Regions from separate parts of the Homo sapiens genome. Here region 2 is linked to region 1. A link is a loop called in an ENCODE intact Hi-C map of the cell type or tissue named here. Cell type or tissue: B cell. All regions are shown on one strand. Links, peaks and the distances in the headings refer to the core of each region. The heading gives the core; the rest is flanking DNA.

The links. Hi-C counts contacts between places; a loop is a spot of excess contacts. Peaks named below come from ENCODE experiments on the same cell type or tissue, not always from the same donor. Only the 100,000 strongest peaks of a DNase experiment are listed, where the experiment ranks them.
Region 2: a loop joins it to region 1, with 26 times the contacts of the local background. A loop is called at or near these places in 2 of 110 quality-filtered maps.

What each region holds. Positions count from the first base shown.
Region 1 is chrX:136,024,506-136,032,833 of GRCh38, reverse strand. It overlaps SLC9A6 (solute carrier family 9 member A6), which reads right to left. Exons shown (of 18, transcript NM_001379110.1): 14 at 3,859-3,948; 15 at 2,672-2,702. Among named protein-coding and RNA genes, the nearest start is that of SLC9A6, 43 kb to the right of the region's middle. In B cell, for the core only: CTCF peaks have their summits at 4,033 and 4,235 (motif pointing left); a DNase peak (open chromatin) is centred at 4,253.
Region 2 is chrX:136,920,681-136,929,015 of GRCh38, reverse strand. No RefSeq gene overlaps it. Among named protein-coding and RNA genes, the nearest start is that of RBMX, 44 kb to the right of the region's middle. RefSeq lists an enhancer at 3,659-3,798. In B cell, for the core only: CTCF peaks have their summits at 3,478 and 3,678 (motif pointing right); a DNase peak (open chromatin) is centred at 3,675.

The DNA.
Region 1 (8,328 bases), core at 329-8,328:
AAAGACTTAACTCTCAATGTAATAATAGCACCTTAGAAAATATCACATCAACATCCCTATATTTGGGAGTCGTCATGGATCTCGAAAATAACTAGCAACTTCAAAGTTGCTACTATGTTCTTGAAACACTAGCAAAATAAAAACAAGTAGGGAAATTCCATGGTAAGCCTGACCAGCTAGGAGGAGAAACTAACATAGCAAGTAGGCGTCTTCTAAAAGTTTCCAAAAATATAAACTGTGTCTTTATTTGTAATATGGTGCAGTCAGCAGTTGGGCAGTTAGGCAATCTGCTTCCAGTCCCAGCTTATTGACATTAAGTAGTTTAAGCAAGTCCCTTTCTCTCTCTGGGCCCGAATTTCTTCATGTATAAAAACATGATGAGGGTTAGAGAATTCTGAAGGCCCTTTCCAGTGCTCATGTTCTATGTTTCCATAATCTTCTTTTCTAAAAGCACAGAATTTAGGCCAGACACAGTGGCTCATGCCTGTAATCCCAACACTTTGGGAAGCCAAGGCGGGTATATCACTTGAGGTCAGGAGTTCGAGTCCAGCCTGACCAATATGGGGAAACCCCGTCTCTACTAAAAACACACAAAAAAATGAGCTGGGCGTGGTGGCAGGCACCTATAGTCTCAGCTACCTGGAAGGGTGAGGCAAGAGAATTGCTTGAATCTGGGAGGTGGAGGTTGCAGTGACCTGAGATCGTGCCACTGCACTCTAGCATGACCGACAGAGTGAAACTTCATCTCAGTAAGTAAGTAAATAAATAAATAAATAAATAAGCAAGCAAGCACAGAGTTTAGATTCTGGGTTTTGGCTTCTTCCTGTCCTTCCTAATGCTCAAAATAAATTTCTCTCTGCTTCAACGTGTCACGTGTCATGTATCAACTTATATATAACACAAAAATGTTTGGAAACACTGTATGGGCTTACGAAAGCTGAAGAACACCTGCAATTCCTTTCACATCATAGAAGTATCTTTCTGTGCCTCCACCTCTTGAAGAACAACATTTCACCACCCCTCACCACATGAACACCTGTATACCCCACCCCCACACACTCCATACTTAGTATAAGGTTCCTCTGTGCTTTCTCGTGGACATTCAAAATATTAAAGGAACAATATAACCAAGACAGCCACAGGGTTGTTTTTTTTTTATTTTGTTTTTGTTTTTCCAGACAGAGTCTCGCTCTGTTGCCCAGGCTGGAGTGCAGTGGCACGATCTCCTGCCTCAGTTTCCTGAGTAGCTGGGACTACAGGCACCCACCACCACGCCCAGCTAATTTCTGTATTTTTAGCAGAGACAGGGTTTCACCATGTTGGCCAGGCTGGTCTCGAATTCCTGACCTCGTGTGATCCACCCGCTTTGGCCTCCCAATATGCTGGGATTACAGGCGTGAGCCACCATGCCCGGCCCAGCCATAGGGTTTTGAAGGTATGGGAAAAAAAACGGTCCTTTGTTCTGTATGTCACGACTGGCACTCACCTACCTGGCTCTCTCCCTGTCACTCCTTTTCCATTTCTCCTCTGTGGTTACACAGGTGACACAGCTGGTGGAGACTTACACAGTGATCGAGCATTTGTCTTTTGAACTGCATGATTAACTTTATTCTTGTTTTCACACAGGGAGGAGGCACTGAGGAATTATCACCCCTTGGACACTACACCAGGAGCCCGGCATCATGGGAATTTATCCAGCTTGGTTTTTACAAGTATGTCAAGCCCATGGAATTCTACTTTAAGGCTCTGACCACAAGAGTCAAGTACTTACTATATCTCATACATACATTCACACTCATCACTCAACAGCTAACAAAATTAGCATTTAGGAAATGAATCTGAGAAATGTTTTTTTTAACCTCACCCTGAAGACAAATATACTGACTGTGGTTTGTTTCTGACAAGAAAAAAATTGTGTTTTGAAAGAGATGCTTTCCATGTTCAAAAATCTAATTTCTGTGATTTCTCATCTAACGTCTGATATGGAGACACATATTCAATGGTGCTCAGAAGCAATTGAAAAACAGATGGAAAATACCAGACAAGGGTAGTCAGTCTAGAGAGGGCAGTGAGTTACAATGCATTCAGTCCAACGGGCTCAAGTTCATAGCAACAACTGAGAAACTGACACAACAGAAGGAAGGAAGCAAGGAAACGTGGCCAAGGCTGAGGGGCAAGGTAAGAAAGTGCGTTTCCCTGAGCAGGCAGGGAAGACTGGTTGAAGATTCAAAAGCTTCTAGGCAGTTCTCTAGGGCAGCTGCTGGTCATTCGATTTGAAAGTTACACAGGAAGAGCAGCTGGAGTGGGGCTTACATCAGAGACAAGCCTTCATGCGCAAACCAAAGTGGAAAAAGCCTCCCCGTGCCAGAGGAGTCACTCGAAAACCCAGGAGTGCTTAAAAGACTGCTCTCCTCTGGGACAAAAGCCCAGGCAGGATGGCCCAGAGACATGAAAGCTGTCACCCTTGATAACCACACACTATGGCACTGTGGCAAACTTGGTTTTGTCTCTATGGAGCAGTGAGAAAAGCCAGGAATGATATCATTCCTCCAAAGCTGAGGCAAAGAGGACAGGATCTAAATAGAAGGTTGAAGTTTATAGTAGATTGTTTTCTTTCCAAATGACTGCACATTTGACAGAAATGCCAGGAACAACAAAAACGCATATTTACCAAGTGTTCTTGGTCTGAATCAACACCAACCCTAAAGGAGAAAGACAAAGAGCAAATGAGATTTTGAAGCCAAAAAATGGTCTATTCACACATATACATTGTCAGGCAACTACTTTTCTCAACACAGAAGCTATGGAATGGTTAATGTTTTCTTGCTTCTCTATAGCTGTTGATGCAGATTTTTGGCTCCTGCCACTTTCCTTAGCAACAGCTTGGATTCTAAGGCAAGCAGGGTGTACCCATGATTCTCTTCCTGCAATCTTACTTACCAGTTTCAGAAAAAAACAGCATTTTTTTTCTCTGAATATAGGTCCACTCGAAGCGGAATCAGGGAGAGCAGCACTGCCCCAGTTGCTAAATAAGAATTACTGGCTAGCTCCAAAAACAAGGATGGCACAGTGCAATTCACTTCGCAGCTCTCATGGCAACATTCTGTTACGATGACTGAAGAGAGGGCCCAATTACAGGTTTTTCATAGGCTAATGGATAGACATTAGCCTTGCTTCTTCACAACTCTTGTTTTATCTGTTTAAAATTCCTGCTTTCTGTATCCCAGGGAAAAGCTTCACTACAAAGTTCTCTGGCTCCTCTCTATTCCCTAAACACGGGCACTCACAAACTCTGTTCATTCCTCCTCTAAACGGTCTCTCAAGTCTTCTCTCCTTTCCATCCCAACTGCTCAAGGGCAGCCCTCATCCTGAGGCTCACGGGCTCTGTCGTGGAAGCTTTTCCAGCTGCCAGGCTCTCCCCGAGAGTCAGCTGTCGCCAGCATAGAGCTCGCTGTGTTACTCCCTTGACAAAGGACTCTGAGAGTGGCTTACAACCCAGAGGGTCAAGTCTGAAGTCTTTTGTGGGGCATTCAAGACTCTCTACAAACTAGCATCCCCACCCCACTCCAACCTACTTTTCCATCCTCATTTCCCATCATTCTCTTCTACATGCCCCATTCTAGCTATACCTGCCTGCTCATCTCCCCAAATCCATCCTCTCCTGTGCCTCCCATGCCTTTGCTCATGCTGTTCTCTCCAGCTGCAATGTGCTTTCCCTCATTTTTTAAGCGATTTTCAAGTTCCAAAGTAACCATTCTACGACCCCTTCAAGCAGAATCATTTTCTCCTCTGTGCATCTGCAGCACTTTCTACAGTCCTTTATTATGATACTTAGCACAGTAGAGTATAGTTATTTACCTGTCAGTCTCCCCAAAAAGACTGTGAGTTCCTTGAGGGTAAAGGCCATGTCTCAATTCATCTCTGTATCCCCAGAGTCTAGCACAGTACCTGACACACAATAGGTGCTCAAATGTTTATTGATTAAATTAACTACTACAGACAACACAGAAAAAATAGCAGTACTAGAAGCTGTAGCAGTAGCATCCCAGAACACAAATAACACTGAAGGGAGAAAATGATGCAAGGCTGCATCTGGAAAGCAAGGGAACCATGGTCAAGGACCTGAAAACAGATTGCTATGACCAGATTCATAATTCAAAGAATGGCTCATTTTTCCTTTGTTAAAATGGCCAGGAGCTGTTTTAACATCTTCTCAGTCACATTAAACTCTAACCACATTTATGCATCTCCAGTGACATCTAGTGGTCTTGAAGATAGCACACTTGTAATAGATGGTACATTATTAGAAGCTAAGTCAATGTAATAAACATTTATAGAGCACTTATTATTTGCCAGGCACTGTACTAGGCACAGGGCATAGAAATGAATTAAACATGGCCCCTGCCCTCAAGGAACTCACAGACTAGTGGGGGAAACCAACACAACTAGGGCATAATCCCTAAGGGCTTCTATCAGGGAGCTCTGGGTTCAAATCTGGACTTGGCTGCTTTCTAGCTGTGTGAACTCAGTCAAGTGAGGCAGTCTTATAAATCATCACTTTATCACCTGGAAAATGGGGCTAATATCCACCACACAGAGTTGCTGCAAGGATTTAATGAGAAAATGTATGAAAAGCTTTTAAAAGAGTATCTGAAACATTAACACTAAGTGGCAGCTCTTATAACAATATTATCACAAGACTGAATAAAATAAGTGCTACAATGAAGAGGCCCAATGTTGCACCAACATAAGAGTGGTTCCGAGGGAAAAGAACAGAGGGAAAAGGAGGTGGCACTTAGCTGTGTCATTTACTGACAGTGAAAGAGCATTCCAGGCAGAGGGAACAGTATGAGCAAAGGCTCAGAGACGCAGAAGTGCAAAGCATGTGTAGTAAATGATAGAAATGTGACTGTCACAAACTATGTGAAAGGACATGGGAATAGCTGGCTGTTTCAAATTTACTGTGGATCCACCGTTCACATGACAACTAAAGTGAACCTTTTACACTGTAAATGACTTCATGTCACTCCCTTGCTTTAAAATCCTCCAGGATTTCCAATTGTATTTTAAAATCCAAATCCCTTACCATGTTCCACAAGACTATACATTAGGGGTCCACAAAGTACAGCCTACAGGCCACATCAGCACCTCTTCTGTTTTTGTAAATAAAGTTTTACTGGGATACAACCACACCAATTGATTTATATATTGTCTAGGGCTGCTTTCACACTAGAGTTGAGTAGCTGAGACAGACCATATGGCCTCCAAAGCCTGATATATTTACTCTCTGGCCCTTGACAGTTAAGTGTGCAGAACCCCTGCTTCCATAGGATCTTGCCAACCTCACTTCCTATCTACCCTTCAGTCACTATACTCCGGCCATGAGAGTTTTTTTCCTGTTCATTCAACAGGCCAAGTTTGTCCCTTCCTCAGGACATTTGTACAACTTGCTCTTCCCTCTGCCTAGACTGCTCTTCTTCCTGATGACTGTTTAACTGGCACCATCTAGTCACGTAGGTAAGACTGAACTCAAACATAACCTCTCAAAGAAACCGTCCCTGGCCTCCTTGTATCAAAAACACCCCCATCCCCAGTCACTATCACAGTACCTTGCCCGATTCCCATCACAGCATTTAATATCATCTGCAGTTATCAGGTTCATTTATGTGTTACTAGCTTATTGTCTGTCTTCTCTCACTAAAGTATGGATGTTATGAGTCGAGGAACCTTTTCTATCTTATTTTGATCACTGTGCTTCTCTAGAGGAGGATTTCTTAACCCTAGCATTACTGACATTCTGGCCTAGATAATTCTCTGTTGGCAGGTGGTGAGGAGCCTGTCCTATGCATTGTAGCATGTTTAGCAGCATCCTTGGCCTCTACTCACTAGATGCCAGCAGAGGCCCCCTCTTCCAGTTGTGACAACCAAAAATGTCTCCAGAAAGTGCCAAATGTCCCTTGGGCGGGGGGCAAAATTCTCCCCAGTTAAGAAGCACTGAGGCTGGGTGAGATGGCTCATGCCTGTAATCCCAATACTTTGGGAGGCTGAGGCGGGCGAATCACTTGAGGCCAGGAGTTTGAGACCAGCCTGGCCAACATGGTGAAACCCCATATCTACTAAAAATACAAAAATTAGCCAGGTGTGGTGGTGCATGCCTGTAATCCCAGCTACTTGGGAGGCTGAGGCAGGAGAATTGCTTGAACCTGGGAGGCGGAGGTTGCAACGAGCTGAGATTGCACCACTGCACTCCAGCCTAAGCGACAGAGCAAGACTCTGTCTCAAAAAAAAAAAAAGAACCACTGAGTTGTAACCTACAGTGCCCGGCACATGGCTGGTGTTCAGTAAATGTTTATTGAATGAATGAATAAAAGGTAATTTGAAATGCTGTGCTAAGAACTTTACAGATATTAGCTCACTGAATCCTTACAACAACCCAAGGAGGTAGGTACTATAACATACATGTTACAGATGAGGAAACCGAGGCTTTAAAAGGTTAAAGAACTTGCCAAAGATCACAGAATTCATCAGTGAAGGGGCAAGAACTCAAAGCCAAGTCTAAGTCTGCATGAATCTTAAACTTTCAGGACTTTGCAGTGCCCTTAAAATTGTACTAGACAAATTTGGGGGGAGGGAAGAAAAGCTTAAAATACAGCCCCTGTTCACGAAGAGGCCAAGAATAATGCCAATAAAACAAGAAGGCAATAAGAAGTAACCTAAGACTATAAGACAATATTATAATTAAGTGACCAACTATGTTACAGGACAGGCACTATGCGGCCAAAGAGCTTTGACAGCTAGTGATGTAGATTAAATTTTGTGTGAGTAGGTACGTTTTTGTCTTTTCTTTTTGCGGGGATGGTAAGCGTAGATATTTTGTTTGGTTTGTTCTTACATTTAATTTTGTTATCCTTAGGACAATGAGGGAAAGTCTTCATCTACAAGCTCTTGAGAAAAGAAAGGAACTGTGTCCTTTCAAAATGTACCATGACCATTATTTGATGAAATTAATTTCTAAAAAAATTAAGAAAGACTGGAGGCTCCTCTGCCTGCCATTTAATTATCCAGATGACCTTGAACAACTCAGAACCTTTCTAAGCCTCTATTTCATCCCTTGTAAAATGGAGTTATCATGTTTGGATAAATATGTAAAATGTACTTAGCACAATGCCCAGCACATAGTAAGTGTTCAATAAATGCCAGGTCCTCCCTAAAGTAATAATTAAGGTTATAAGAACATTATTTTTGTGTATTTTATACTATGCACAATAAAAGCACAGAAATTATAAGAGATTTGAATAGTAAAGAGAAATTAAGACAATAACAACAACATTCAAAGTGTGATTTAGGGCTGGCTGGTTTTTAGAAGTCTTAAAAAAGGTGTAATAGAATTTAAAAAAATGGAGGACAGGATCTATAAAGTGTGAAATACTGTTTTCTCTAATGAGTCCTATGTATTCTGGAAGCTTGGTAGCTCTTAATGTCTATGAAGTTTCAGCCAAACACAGAACTCAAATCTACAAAGGCTTTAGCAGCATAGGCTGCTGTATCCATGGAAACAAATGCAGAACTCTTGAGATACAAGGGAGCTTTCAAATTGAATACATTAACTGGTACACATTCAAGACTAAGACCTCACGATCTCGGCTTTGGATTGTTAGGTTAAAAACAGTGCTGATGAGAAAAATGATAATATCTAGTAGTGATTAGGGTTGGAGTAAACCGCATTGTCTCATACATTGCAGGTGGAAGGCAAATTTTTTATCTGACCTGGTGATATTGATCAAAAGCCTTAAATATATACATATCCTTTTGAGCAAGCAATTTCATTTCTAGACATGCATTCTAAAAAATAATCAAACAAGTACACAGTGGTGTATACATTTAAGAATGTTCACATCGTTAACGGTAATAGTAACAGCAAAATCCTCAAATGGTAATGGTAATAGCAAAATCCTAGAAACAATACAAAAGTCCAACAACAGGGTTTTGATTAAGTAAATCAGGACATATGCAGCCATTAAAGCAATGATGTAAATATATTTACAATGTAAATGTCCATGCTATATTACATTTAAAAATCAGGCTACAAGAGTACCTTCAGTGTTGCCCCTTTTTGTCAAAAATATATATCATGTATAGCAAAAGATCTGGAAAGATATCCCTCAAAGTCTTAACAATGAATTTTTCTTTTGCATATATATTTTCCTTTTTCTGTACTATATATTACATACTTTTTAAAAGGAAAAAATAAAACATTACAGATTCTCCAAAGATTAAAAATTGAAAACAGGCAGAAAAATAAACCAAATTAAAATTTAATCTTAAAAT
Region 2 (8,335 bases), core at 141-8,140, 900 kb before region 1:
GTAAGCTTGGTAGGGAGCACTGATGCTGCTATTGCCCTGAGGATAACTGCTGATCAGGACAAACGTGGACCTCAGTTTTGGTGGCCTCATGGGTTGAGGAGGAAAGAACTCAGGGCCCAGGGCCCTCCCAGATGAAAAGGCTAGTATGAGACCCTCTGTACGTGAAGCTGAGACCACCCACCTCCCCCAAAAGGCCACACCCTCAAGGTAAAGGTGAGCCAGAAGTAAACCTGCTCCATGCCTCCAACAAACTTAGGAAGACTGCCCTGATACTAAACAAACAAGGGGGTGGCCGGGAACAGGTGGAGGAATAAAACTGGCCTTGAAAAATTTTCGCCAGGCCAGGTGCTGTGGCTCATACCTGTAATCCTAGCACTTTGGGAGGTCGAGGCAGGTAGATCACTTGAGGTCAGGAGTTCGAGACCAGCCCGGCCAACATGGTGAAACCCCATCACTAAAATTAGCCAGGCGTGGTGGCGTGTGCCTGTAGTCCCAGCTACTTGGGAGGGTGATGCAAGAGAATCAATGGAACCTAGGAGGCAGAAGTCGCAGTGAGCGAAGATCACCCCACTGCACTCCAGCCTGGGTGACAGAGAGTCTGTCTCAAAAAAAAAAAAAAAAGAAAAGTTTTGGCCAGAGACCGCCTGTAACAAATTTACAGGCTGGATTCATATCACCTAGGTAGCCCAGGAATTTCAAGTTGTGAATTTGTTTTAAGATGGTCCCAGACTGGTAATCCCCAAAGACACTTTGGAGAAGTCAACGAAAGTCCTCTCTGGAGCAATGTACTTTGACCCTACAACTTAAAGAAACCCCACAAATGATTTTCAAGGACAATGAGTATGTACTCAAAATAATGAGGCACAAAAGGAAAAATGACATCATGAGCAAGAACTAGAAAAAACCTGCAAAGATTTCAGATACAGCAATTATCAGAGGCAGATTTTAAATGAACTAAAGTTAATATATTTAAAAGAAATAAAAAAGCAAGTGTGAAAATATATGCATGAAAAAGAAAACAAGGGCCAGTTGCAGTGGCTCACACCTGTAATCCCAGCACTTTGGGAGGCCGAGGTGGGTGGATCACTTGAGGTCAGGAGTTCGAGACCAGCCTGGTCAACATGGTAAAACCCCCGTCTCTACTAAAATACAAAAATTAGCTGGCCGTGGTGGTGGGCACCTGTAGTCTCAGCTACTCAGGAGGCTGAGGCAGGAGAATCGCTTGAACCTAGGAGGTGGAGGTTGCAGTGAGCCAGGATGGCACCACTGCACTCCAGCCCAGGCGACAGAGCAAGACTCTGTCTCAAAAAAAAACAAAAGCAGAAAATAAGAAACAGGTGAAGAGAGAATTTACAGACTGGATGATAGGCCAGGAAAACATAACACAAAGAAAAAAAAGGAAAACATAGAAGAGAAGTTATATATGGGGCAGAAAATAAGGAGCATTTAACATAGCTTTAAATGGAGTCTCAAAAGGAAAGAAGAAAATATCTGGCAATGGCTGAGAATTCCAGAACTGATAGAAGACAGTAATAAAGGAAACCCAAGGAATTACAAACAGGATTAAAAGCAAAAAAGAAAACAAATCCATAACTAAACACATAATGAAACTGCATGAGACCATCTAAAGAAAGAGGTTCCTAAAAAGTGTGGATATAGGCTGGGCACAATGACTCACACCTGTAATCCCAGCACTTTGAGAGGCCAAGGCAGGTGGATTATCTGAGGTCAGGAGTTTGAAACCAGCCTGGCCAACATGGTGAAACCCCATCTCTACTAAAAATACAAAATTAGCTGGGCATGGTGGCGCATGCCTGTAATCCCAGCTACTTGAGAGGCTGAGGCAGGAGAATCACTTGAATCCAGAGGTGGAGGTTGCAGTGAGCCAAGATTGTGCCACTGCACTCCAGCCTGGGCAACAAAGCGAGACTCTGTCAAAAAATAATAGTAAAATTAAAAAATAAATAAAAAGTGTAGACATAGGCTGAGTGTGGTGGCTCACGCCTGTAATCCCAGCACTTTGGGAGGCCGAGGCGGGTGGATCAAAAGGTCAGGAGTTCGAGACCAGCCTGACCAATATGGTGAAACCTCGTTTCTACTAAAAAAACAAAAATTAGCCAGGTGTGATGGCGCATGCCTGTAATTCCAGCTACTTGGGAGGCTGAGGCAGGAGAATTGCTTGTACACAGGAGGCAGAGGTTGCAGTGAGCCAAGATCATGGCATTGCACTCCAACCTAGGTGACAGAGCAAGACTCGGTCTCAAAAACAAACAAACAATATGTTGTACACAAGAGACATATCTAAAACAAAGAGATTCTGAAAACTTAAAAATAGAAGGATAAGCAAAGTTATACCAAGCAAATGCATACAAAAAGAAAGCAAGGCCGGACACGGTGGCTCACGCCTATAATCCCAACACTTTGGGAGGCAGAGGCAGGCAGATCACCTGAGGTCAAGAGTTCAAGACCAACCTGACCAACGTGGACAAACCCGTCTCTACTAAAAATACAAAATAAGCCAAGCATGGTGGCACATGTCTGTAATTCCAGCTACTCAAGAGGCTGATGCCGGAGAATCGCTTGAACCCAGGAGGTGGAGGTTGCGGTGAGCCAAGATTGCGCCACTGCACTCCAGCCTGGGCAACAAGAGTGAAACTCTGTCTCAAAAAAAAAAAAAAAAAAAAAAGGTGGCCTGATTCAGTCATTCCACAATGCAAGCATATATCAAAACAGCATGTTGTACACCGTAAATATAAACACTTTGTCAACTTTAAAAGTAAAAATTAAAATTAAAAATAAAACAGGCCGGGAACAGTAGTTCACGCCAGTAATCCCAGCACTTTGGGAGGCCAAGGCAGGTGGATGACCTGAGGTCGGGAGCTCGAGATCAGCCTGGCCAACATGGCGAAACCCCATCTCTACCAAAAATACAAAAATTAGCCATGCATGGTGGCAGGTGCCTGTAGTCCCAGCTACTCTGGAGGCAGAGTCAGGAGAATCACTTGAACCTGGGAGGCAGAGGTTGCAGTGAGCTGAGATTGTGCCAATGCACTCCAGCCTGGGCGACAAGAGCGAAATTCCATCTCAATAAATAAATAAATAAATAAATAAAAATATGTTTCTTAAAAAAGAAAATAAGGAGGTGGGACTTCCTTCTTGGCCCAAGACATGGTAGAATAACAAAGACCAGATTTACCCTCCTACTTACACAACTTTAAAAATGAGTAAAATATGTAAAGCAACAGTTTCCAAACATTGGACAAGAAATATAAGAGTGATCACCTAGGGAAGGGGAACAAATAAGATAAGCCCTACTATTGCCTCCAGCTTACTTCCTAGATAAAATTTCCAGGCTGTGACACAGGGAAAAGGTATCCATGCACAGCCCTGCAGTCTCCTAGGGTTGAGAAAACAAAGTTCAAAGTCCAGGGAGGCCAAAGGCACTAGAATTCATGGAGCAGAGGACCAGAGAGAACAGAGCTGCACACAGATAAGTTTCTGGAAATATGTAGAGTTTTCCTTATCTGGTCCGTACATGCGTGTAAGGTGTGTCTGTTATTGATATATTGCCTCTCAGCTCCAAATTCATGAGTTTTGCCCCCCATGAAAATAATTCAGACCCTTTAAATAGTTTACCTCTACAAACTGGCACTAAAGCAGGTTTGTCAGTAGAGGGCGCTGGAGAGACATCGCAAGGGAAAGGGTTTATTTCCTGGTTGATCTTGGCTCACTCCACAGGCTTCTGTTTTCTTTCAGCATGCTGCAGCCCCTAATGAATGAATGAACCCAGGTATCACAACAAAAAAGAGAGACAAAAAAAATCATGTGCCTCCTGATGAAAGAACACAACTGCCACCTCACCTTCTCAAAGAAGCCAAACCTGAATCTGATCAAGCCACTGGATCCAGCTGCCAATTTGCAGGAAATATAGGACACAGGAACATGCACAATGGATTGGATTGAATGATACAGGGATGGACAGATATGTGATAAATCAAATAGAGCAAAATGGTAATTGCAGAATATAAATGTTGGATAGATGAGTGTCCACTATATAATTCTATTTTTTTTTTTTTTTTTTTTGAGACAGGGTATCACTCTATCACCCAGACTGGGGTGCAGTTGTGCTATCACAGCTCACTGTAGCCTCAGCCTCCTGGGCTCAAGCGATCCTCCCACCTCAGCCTCCTGAGTAGCTGGGACTACGGATGCATGCCACCATGCACCAATTTTTAAAAACTTTTTGGAGAGATGGGGTCTTGCAATATTGCCCTGGCTGATCTCCAACTCCTGGGCACAAACGATCCTCCCACCTTAGCCTCCCAAAGTGCTGCGATTATAGGCGTGAGCCACTGCGCCTGGCCCACCCAAGTTTTCTGTTTGAAAATGCTCATAGTAAAATGTTGACAAAAGACATATAAAAAGTCAAGTTTAAACTATACTGTGGCTAGGCGTGGTGGCTCACACCTGTATTCCCAGCACTTTGAGAGGCCAAGGTGGGCAGATCATCTGAGGTCAGGAGTTCAAGAGCAGCCTGGCCAACCTGGTAAAACTCCATCTCTACTAAAAATATGAAAATCAGCCAGGCACGGTGGTGTGCGCCTGTAATCCCAGCTATTTGGGAGTCTGAGGCAGGAGAATCACTTGAACCCAGAAGGTGGAAGTTGCATGAACCGAGATCGCGCCACTGCACTCCAGCCTGGGCAACAGAGCAAGACTCCATCTCAAATATAAAAATAAAATATAGTGTCTAGGGAAGTATATTTAGGTGGTGAAACTACAAAAGAAACTCAAGGAAGTGATTAGTATAAAAGTTACAATAGTGGTTACTTTGGGAGAAAGCAGCATGTTGTAAATGGGCAGGGACACATGGAATCCTTCTGAGGTACCTGGCCAAATTCTATTCTTGGCCCTGTTGTGGTTTACGAAGGTGTCCCCCTTGTAATTATTCATTAAATGCTATTTCTGTTCTCTGTGGCTTTCTGTCTGTATTTTACAACAAAAGGGTTGTTTTTTTAAAAGTCCGTATCCTTTGACCCAGCAACCACTTTAGGATAATTATTAATTACTAATTACCCTAAAGTAATTATCAGTAGAGAATCGTTTAAGCCCAGGAGTTGGAGACCAGCCTGAACAACGTTGTAAGACCCCACCTCTACAAAGTCCGTATCCTTTGACCCAGCAAATAATTAGTAATTATCCTAAATAATTAAGACTACATAGATGGCTGTACAACAATAGCTGTCATTTATTGAGTGCCTACTATGTATTAAACACTGCTCTAGCACTTTACAAGTATTATCCTATTTATCCTTGTAACAACCCTGTGTATTACAGTACACACGATTCTTTTTTAGAGACGGAGTCTCACTCTGTTGCCAGGCTAGAATGCAGTGGCGCAATCTTGGCTCACTGCAACTTTGGAGGCCTCAGCCTCCCGAGTAGCTGGGACTACAGGCACGCACCACCACGCCCAGCTAATTTTTATAGTATACGCTATGATTATTTCCATTTTACAGATGAGACTAAAGAGGTGAAAGAACACTGATTATTTCCATTTTACAGATGAGACTAAAGAGGTGAAAGAATGTTGACCACATCATTATTAATAAAAAATATGGGTCAGGCACAGTGGCTCACGCCTACAATCTCAGCACTTAGGGAGGCCGAAGCAGGTGGATCACTTGAAGTCGGAAGTTCGAGACCAGCCTGGCCAACATGGCAAAATCCTGTCTCTACTAAAGATACAAAAATTAGCCGGGTGTGGTGGCACATGCCTGTAATCCCAGCTACTTGGTAGGCTGAGGCACGAGAATCACTTGAACCCCGGAGGCAGAGGTTGCAAGTGAGCCAAGATCACACCACTCGCATTCCAGCCTGGGCAACAGAACAAGACTCTGTCTCCAAAAAAATAAATAAATAACAAATATAGATATAGATATAAAATATGTATTATATATATATGAACATGGAAAGAAGTCCATCATAAACTTCTCAGTAAAGACATAAAAGATCACATACATACATATATAAAATCTCACATGAAGTTATACACAGTATACATAAAAAAAATTTATTAAAATTGGAGAGGATTACGAGGAGACTCTTGGAACTCTATACCAAATAAAGAGTTTTGTAGGAGGTTTTCACAAGCCTATACTACTTTTGTAATTGTAAAAACCATAATGTTTCATAATAAGGAGGTGTGAGGTGGGGGTCTCAAAGATCCAGAGACCTACCTGGATCTCTGGCATGGTAGTGTGTCCAGAAATGGTGGGTTCTTGGTCTCACTGACTTCAAGAATGAAACCGCGGACCCTCGCGGTGACCGTTACAGTTCTTACAGGCGGTGTGTCTGGAGTTTGTTTCTTCTAGACGTTCGGATGTGTCCGGAGTTTTTTCCTTCTGGTGGGTTCATGGTCTCGCTGGATCAGGAATGAAGCTGCAGACCTTCGCGGTGAGTGTCACAGATCTTAAGGCGGTGTGTCTGGAGTCGTTCATTCCTCCCGGTGGGTTCCTGGTCTCACTGGCTTCCAGAGTAAAGCTTCAGACCTTCACGGTGAGTGTTACAGCTCATAAAGGCAGTGTGGACCCAAAGAAAGCAACAGGAAGATTTATTGCAAAGAGCAAAAGAACAAAGCGTCCACATCATGGAAGACAACCGAAGCGCCTTGCCACTGCTGGGTCCGGCAGCCTGCTTTTATTCCCTTATCTGGCCCCACCCACATCCTGCTGATTGGTCCATTTTACTGAGAGCTGATTGGTCTGTTTTACAGAGCGCTGATTGGTCCGTTTTGACAGGGTGTTGATTGGTGCATCTATAATCCCTGAGGTAGACTCAAAAGTTCTCCACGTCCCCACTAGATTAGCTAGATACGGAGTGTCGATTGGTGCATTCACAAACCCTGAGCTAGACACGGGGTGCTGATTGGTGTGTTTAAAAACCTTGAGCTAGATACAGAGTGCCAATTGGTGTATTTACAATCCCTTAGCTAGACATAAAGGTTCTCCAAGTCCCCACCAGAGTAGCTAGATACAGAGTGTCCATTGGTGCATTCACAAACCCTGAGCTAGACACAGGGTGCTGATTGGTGTGTTTAACAAACCTTGAGCTAGATACAGAGTGCCAATTGGTGTATTTACAATCCCTTAGCTAGACATAAAGGTTCTCCAAGTCCTCGCCAGACTCAGGAGCCCAGCTGGCTTCACCCCGTGGATCCTGCACCGGGGCCGCAGGTGGAGCTGCCTGCCAGTCCCACGCCATGCACTCGCACTCCTCAGCCCTTGGGTGGTCGATGGGACTGGGTGCCATGGAGCAGGGGGCGGCGCTCGTCGGGGAGGCTCCGGCAGTGCAGGAGCCCATGGCGGGGGGAGGCTCAGGCATGGCGGGCTGCAGGTCCCGAGCCCTGCCCCACAGGGAGGCAGCTAAGGCCCGGCGAGAAGTCAAGCACAGCAGCTGCTGGCCCAGGTGCTAAGCCCCTCACTGCCCCGGGCCGGCGGAGCCAGCTGGCCGCTCTGAGTGTGCAGCCCACCGAGCCCACGCCCACCCGGAAGTCACACTGCTGCTGTTCCTGCCCGCGCCTCTCCTCCACACCTCCCCGCAAGCTGAGGGAGCCAGCTCCTGCCTCAGCCAGCGCAGGAAGGGGCTCCCACAGTGCAGCAGCGGGTTGAAGGGCTCCTCAAGTGCCGCCAAAGTGGGAGCCCAGGCAGAGGAAGCGCTGAGAGCGAGGGAGGGCTGTGAGGGCTGCCAGCACACTGTCACCTCTCAGTAGGCTGAATAGAACAAAAGTAGGTGCCATGGCCGTGGGCCTAAAACATCATCATCTTAGCATCTCAAATCCCCAGAAACACTTCCATCTCCTCAGCCAATAGATATGAGGAGTAACTTTTTTAAAAGTGACAGGAGAGGCCGGGTGCGGTGGCTCACGCCTGTAATCCCAGCACTTTGGGAGGCCGAGGCGGGCGGATCACGAGGTCAGGAGATCAAGATCATCCTGGCTAACACAGTGAAACCCCGTCTCTACTACAAATACAAAAAATTAGCTGGGCATGGTGGCGGGCGCCTGTAGTCCCAGCTACTAGGGAGGCTGAGGTAGGAGAATGGCATGAACCCGGGAGGCAGAGCTTGCAGTGAGCTGAGATCATGCCACTGCATCCAGCCTGGGCAACAGTGCGAGACTCCATCAAAAAAAAAAAAAAAAAGTGACAGGAGTAATTGAAACTTTTGCACTGATCATCTCCTGGGGATGAAGCTATTTATGTTGGCATGAATTTTGAAAAAACTACCTCTAATACAGTGCTAAAACAAGAATGCAGAAACAGCAAATCAAAGTAGA